Regions from separate parts of the Homo sapiens genome. Here region 2 is linked to region 1. Evidence: read pairs that join two places in POLR2A ChIA-PET (ENCODE). Cell type or tissue: Panc1. All regions are shown on one strand. Each heading gives the region's core, and the rest is flanking DNA. Links, peaks and the distances in the headings are about the cores only.

Region 1 (2,803 bases), core at 299-2,798:
GCGCCTGGCCTTTTTTTTCTTTTTTTAATGTTGCAACTCTCCCACCAAATAAGTGGAAGCCGTTGGCCACGCTACCTGAGTTGTACTCCGAGTGTGAATTCAGTTCCCTTTTTCAGGTTTTGAAAAAGTCGCTGTGCATGGTCAAGTGCCACTGGAAAGAGAAGCAGGACTACGCGTTTGCCTGCGAGCAGATGAAGTCGATCCGGCAGGATCTGACGGTGAGACTCGCGCTGGGAGGGGCCTGGCCTCAGCCAGTCCTGCCTCCCGCTCCTTGTGACTCTTGTTCTCGCCCCGCTGCCCCAGGTGCAGGGCATCCGCACCGAGTTCACGGTGGAGGTGTACGAGACCCATGCCCGGATCGCCTTGGAGAAGGTGAGCTGGCCTCTGCGGGCCTCCCCAGCCCCTTTCCTGCTGCCGTTCTGCCCTCAGCACCCTCACTCTGCTCTCCTCCCTCGGTGCCTCTGCCTTCCAGGGTGACCATGAAGAGTTTAACCAGTGCCAGACGCAGCTCAAGTCGCTGTACGCCGAGAACTTGCCTGGCAATGTGGGCGAGTTTACTGCCTACCGAATCCTCTACTACATCTTCACCAAGAACTCGGGAGGTGAGGCCCAGTCCCCAGGACAGAGGCCATGGTACCCAGGGTTGAGCCCTGCTGACTTCACCCTCTTTGTCTTGGTGCTAGACATCACCACGGAGCTGGCATACCTCACACGAGAACTGAAGGCAGATCCTTGCGTGGCCCACGCCTTGGCATTAAGGACAGCCTGGGCCCTGGGCAACTACCACCGCTTTTTCCGGCTCTACTGCCATGCACCCTGCATGTCTGGCTACCTCGTGGACAAGTTTGCAGATCGGGAGCGCAAGGTCGCCCTCAAGGCCATGATCAAAACGTATGTGGTGCCAAGCTCCCTTCTGCCTTTGCTCTTCCCATCCTTCCGCCTCGCACCGCCCCTCAGACCAGCTCCTGGCCGCAGGCCTCCCCCAGCCCCCAACCCTTGTCCTGGTCCTTGCTTCCCCATCATCTTTCTCCATTCAGCCCTCCCCTCTCCAGTTCCTCTTGCTCTCCTTGTTGGTCACCTCTGTGTTCCGGGTCACTCCTCTCCCTCTCCCCACTGTTCCCAGCTCACTGCCTCTGGGGCCTCTTCTCCACCCCATCTGTGTGTCTCTTCCTCCTGTTCTCTCCTGCCTGGACCCCCTAGTTCACTCCTTGCCCTGGGCTTCCTCAGAACCCTGAGGTCTCTGCTTTCTCAGCTTGTCGCTGTGCTCCCACCATAGAGACCATCTAGACAGCCTCTGGTCTACCAGGACAAGGCCCAGTCCCACTCAGCTCCTTTGAGAGCACCAGAAACGCTTAGGGAGACACCTGTGTTGAGGCCACACTGGGCGCGGTGCCAGAGGCCCCTGGTCAGGCCATGCCCCTGCAGTGTCCTTCGTTCACTAGACATTGCGCCTGGCTTGCTGTGGGTGGGGATGAGTTGCTTGACTCATGTTTAGACGCATGGTTCTGTCTGGTGATTGAGGTGCCCAGGCGACGCTGGGCAATGTCAAGAGAGGTTTTCGCTTGTCACAGCAAGGGGATGCTCTTGGCATCTAGTGAGTGGAGGCCAGGGATGCTGCCCTGCCACTGCCATTGGGCCTCAGAGCTCAGTCTTGCCAAGGTGGAGAAATTCTGGTCGAAGAGGTTGACCGGTAGACTGAAGAGGCCTTGAGAGCCTGGCCAGGTGGCTGTCCACGTGAGGTCATAGTCACAGCATGGAGGCCTTGAGAGCCTGGCCAGGTGGCCCTCCACGTGAGGTCATGGTCACAGCATGGGGGCCTTGAGTGCCTGGCCAGGTGGCCCTCCACGTGAGGTCATGGTCACAGCATGGAGGCCTTGAGAGCCTGGCCAGGTGGCCCTCCACGTGAGGTTGTGGTCACAGCATGGGGGCCTTGAGAGCCTGGCCAGGTGGCCCTCCACGTGAGGTCATGGTCACAGCATGGAGGCCTTGAGAGCCTGGCCAGGTGGCCCTCCGTGTGAGGTCATGGTCACAGCATAGTTTGGAGCTAGGGAGGGACTGTCAGCCTGGAGGTTTGGAGACTCATTCTGGAATCTAGTGTGGGTCAAGCCAACTTCAGGGAGAGGCTGAGCCAGGGTAGGAGTCACAGGAGCAGACGAGGATGTGGGGTGCCGTGCACAGAGCTCCATGACCAGCTTGGGAAGTTAGAAGGAAGGGGAGGCAGGAGGCTGCTTAGTCTGCTGCCATGATGGGCCCCATGAATGGTGGCTCTCAAGCTTCTGTGCTACACAGGGGTGTGTGGTTGGGCGAGTGTCCTTGTTAATTGATACCTAATTGGCCTTGGTTGGGAACATAGCCATGAGTGCCCCTCGTGGGTGGGGCGCCAGTCTGTCATTGACCTCATTGTGTCAGCACCTTCCCCCCAAGGAGGCTGACCCTGCCCTGCCAGCTGAGACTGGGAGACGGAGTGGGCTCTGATCCCAGGGCTTCCAGGAAAGCTCTGGCTTTGGAGCAGAAGCGGGTTCTAGGACTTAGTGCCCCTCACTCGGTGCCTGGGTTCCTGTGTGTGTGGAAAGGGTAGGGCTGCACCCTGTGGAAGAGGGTTCAGGGAGCTCTGAGGACCTGGCTCGTGCTAGATGCTCAGTCAGTAGTGTGTTTTAGCAGCAGCCGGAAGTGACTGCTTTCAGTGTGTAGTGGTGAGTGCTAGCTGGCACCCCTGCGCCTGGCTTCCCAGACACTGTAACGCAGGGCAGGGGAGGCAGCGAGGGCTGGGTCCCCACGGTGGCCCTGGCAGCCCCGCCATCCC
Region 2 (2,803 bases), core at 266-2,765, 840 kb before region 1:
ATCCAGCCACGATCTATATAAAATTTTCAATACAGGCCAGGCATGGTGGCTCACGTCTATAATCCCGGCACTTTGGGAGGCTGAGGCAGACTGATCACTTTAGGTCAGGAGTTCCAGACCAGCCTGGCCAACATGGTGAAACGCTAATACAAAAAATTAGCTGGGCATGGTGGTCAGCACCTGTAATCCCAGCTGCTAGGGAGGTTGAGGCAGGAGAATCGGTTGAACCTGGAGGTAGAGGTTGCAGTAAGTCAAGATCACGCCACTGCACTCCACCCTGGGAAACAGAGCAAGACTCTGTTCCAAAAAAAAACAAAAGGCAATCTTTCCTAGAAAAAAATAGTTTCTGCACATTCTTAGGCACGCATTTGTAGGCTGCTATAGCTATTTAAAATTTTCAATACAATATGTTTACCAGAGCAAACTACAATCCTCATTGTTATGTGGGCCCCAAACCATTACTGATACTCATCTGTTTCCCCCACGTCGTCTACATTTCCTCATGGTGGGCCAGTACTTCATTTTTTGTAACTCATTTGCCTGCTAGGGTGACTCAGGCCTTTGTTTCTGAGAGATCTGAGTCTGGTGTTGCTAGGAAGGAAAAGGTTAACTAGTCTATAATCCATTCTTTCTCCCAACCTGGTGATGTCTGAGGAGGCATCCCTTGGTCAAACTTCTTTGTAAACATGCTAATCAGATCTCATGGTATTTATTAGAGGAAAACAACCAGAGATTCTTATCTGTGAGATGCTTTCAGCAGGACATACTTGTTCTTTCTTGATGTCTTGCAGTAAACAAGGAATTTAGGGGTTTATGGGCATGAGCCACTGGAAAATGTCAGCGTCACATATTTAGTTAAGAGAGAGAGAGAGAGGGGCTGGGCGTGGTGGTTCATGCCTACAATCCCAGCATTTTGGGAGACTGAGGCAGGAAGATCACTTGAGCCCAGAAGCGTAAGATCAGCCTAGGTAACATAATGAGACCTCGTCTTATTAAGAGTCTGATTCTACCCTCCCTTGGTGTTATCTCAGTTACTGTACTTTTACAGGGCTGTGGTTGTGCAACTTCCTGCTGGGCATGGGGAATTCTCTGAGTTCCAGACAAGAACCTTCCTGCCCAATATGCAGCAGCAACCCAGTCTCTTCATAATGCTCGTGGTTGATTATCCATGCCCGCCAACTACCTCATTTCTCTGCCCAGTGCTTTATCAGCCTGAAGAGCCCACAGTCACCAGGCAGAAAACCTTACTGTGCTTCTTGGTGAAAGTGTTCCCTCTTCAAAAATGAAGACATCACGCCAGATAAGGTTTGGGGACTAGAAGCACAATTTCTTCAAGTGGGTCCCTAGACAGGATATTGATAAATGCCAATTCTGTTTCACTCCCTGGTAGCTACACCTGTATATTCTAACTACTAGGGTCACAGCCCCTTATATTGACTGTTGGTTATATGCAGATATTGCATCTTAGAGGACAGCACCCCAAACCCATGGGATGTTATACCTGGGCTGACACTTTAGTTGAGCCCTTTAAAAAGCCATTCCTGGGCCAAGCCCGGTGGCTCACACCTGTAATCCCAGCACTTTGGGAGGCTGAGGCGGGCGGATCACGAGGTCAGGAGATCGAGACCATCCTGGCTAACATGGTGGAACCCTGTATCTACCAAAAATACAAAAAAAATTAGCTGGGCCTGGTGGCAGGCGCCTGTAGTCCCAGCTATTCAGAAGGCTGAGGCAGGAGAATGGCGTGAACCCAGGAGGTGGAGGTTGCAGTGAGCTGAGACTGTGCCACTGCACTCCAGCCTGGGCGACAGAGTGAGACTCTGTCTCAAAAAAATAAATAAATAAATAAATAAATAAATAAATAAAAGGCCATTCCTGGCTGGGCATGGTGGCTCACGCCTGTAATCCCAGCACTTTGGGAGGCCGAGGAGGGCGGATCACCTGAGGTTGGGAGTTTGAGACCAGCCTGACCAACATGGAGAAACCCTATTTCTACTAAAAATACAAAATTAGCCTGGCATGGTGGCACATGCCTATAATCCCAGCTACTTGGGAGGCTGAGGAAGGAGAATCGCTTGAATCCGGGAGGCAGAGGTTGCAGTGAGCAGAGATTGCACCATTGCACTCCAACCTGGGCAACGAGAGTGAAACTCCATCTCAAAAAAAACAAAAAGCCATTCCTGGCCTGGCGCAATGGCTCACGCCTGTAATCCCAACACTTTGGGATTACGCTTGCCAAAGTAAGTGAATTACCTGAGGTCAGGAGTTTGACACCAGCCTGGCCAACATGGTGAAACCCCGTCTCTACTAAAAATACACAATTAGCTGGACATGATGGCAGGCGCCTGTAATCCCAGTTACTCAGGAGGCTGAGGGAGGAGAACCTCTTGAACCCAGGAGGCAGGGGTTGCAGTGAGCCAAGATTGCGCCATTGCACTCCAGCCAGGGCAACAAGAGTGAAACTCCGTCTCAAAAAATAAATAAATAAATAAATAAATAATAACCATTATGTTATCCCATGATGGCAGCTCTTTCTGTATAAGGTAATAAATATGCGATGTAAAGAGTGTATTTCATATTAATGCACTGATTGTTGTACCTTTTTTTTTTTTTTTTTTTTTTTTTTGAGACAGGGTCTTGCTCTGTCACCCAGGCTGGAGTGCAGTGGCGCAATCTCGACTCACTTCAACCTCTGCCTCCCAGGTTCAAGCAATCCTTCTGCCTCAGCCTCCTGAGTAGCTGGGATCACAGGTGCCCGCCACCACGCCCAGCTAATTTTTGTACTTTTTTAGTAGAGACGGGG

What was found. Peaks named below come from ENCODE experiments on the same cell type or tissue, not always from the same donor. Only the 100,000 strongest peaks of a DNase experiment are listed, where the experiment ranks them.
Region 2: POLR2A ChIA-PET joins it to region 1 with 16 read pairs; 2 of 35 experiments call an interaction of 5 or more read pairs at or near these places.

Annotation. Positions count from the first base shown.
Region 1 is chr19:54,457,631-54,460,433 of GRCh38, forward strand. LENG8 (leukocyte receptor cluster member 8) reads left to right here. Exons shown (of 16, transcript NM_052925.4): 12 at 117-218; 13 at 304-372; 14 at 473-602; 15 at 684-891. Among named protein-coding and RNA genes, the nearest start is that of LENG9, 4.7 kb to the right of the region's middle. In Panc1, for the core only: no CTCF peak of the experiment used is centred there; no DNase peak of the experiment used is centred there.
Region 2 is chr19:53,621,480-53,624,282 of GRCh38, forward strand. It overlaps a transcript of DPRX not described here. Among named protein-coding and RNA genes, the nearest start is that of DPRX, 9.1 kb to the right of the region's middle. In Panc1, for the core only: no CTCF peak of the experiment used is centred there; no DNase peak of the experiment used is centred there; H3K27ac peaks cover 1,337 bases.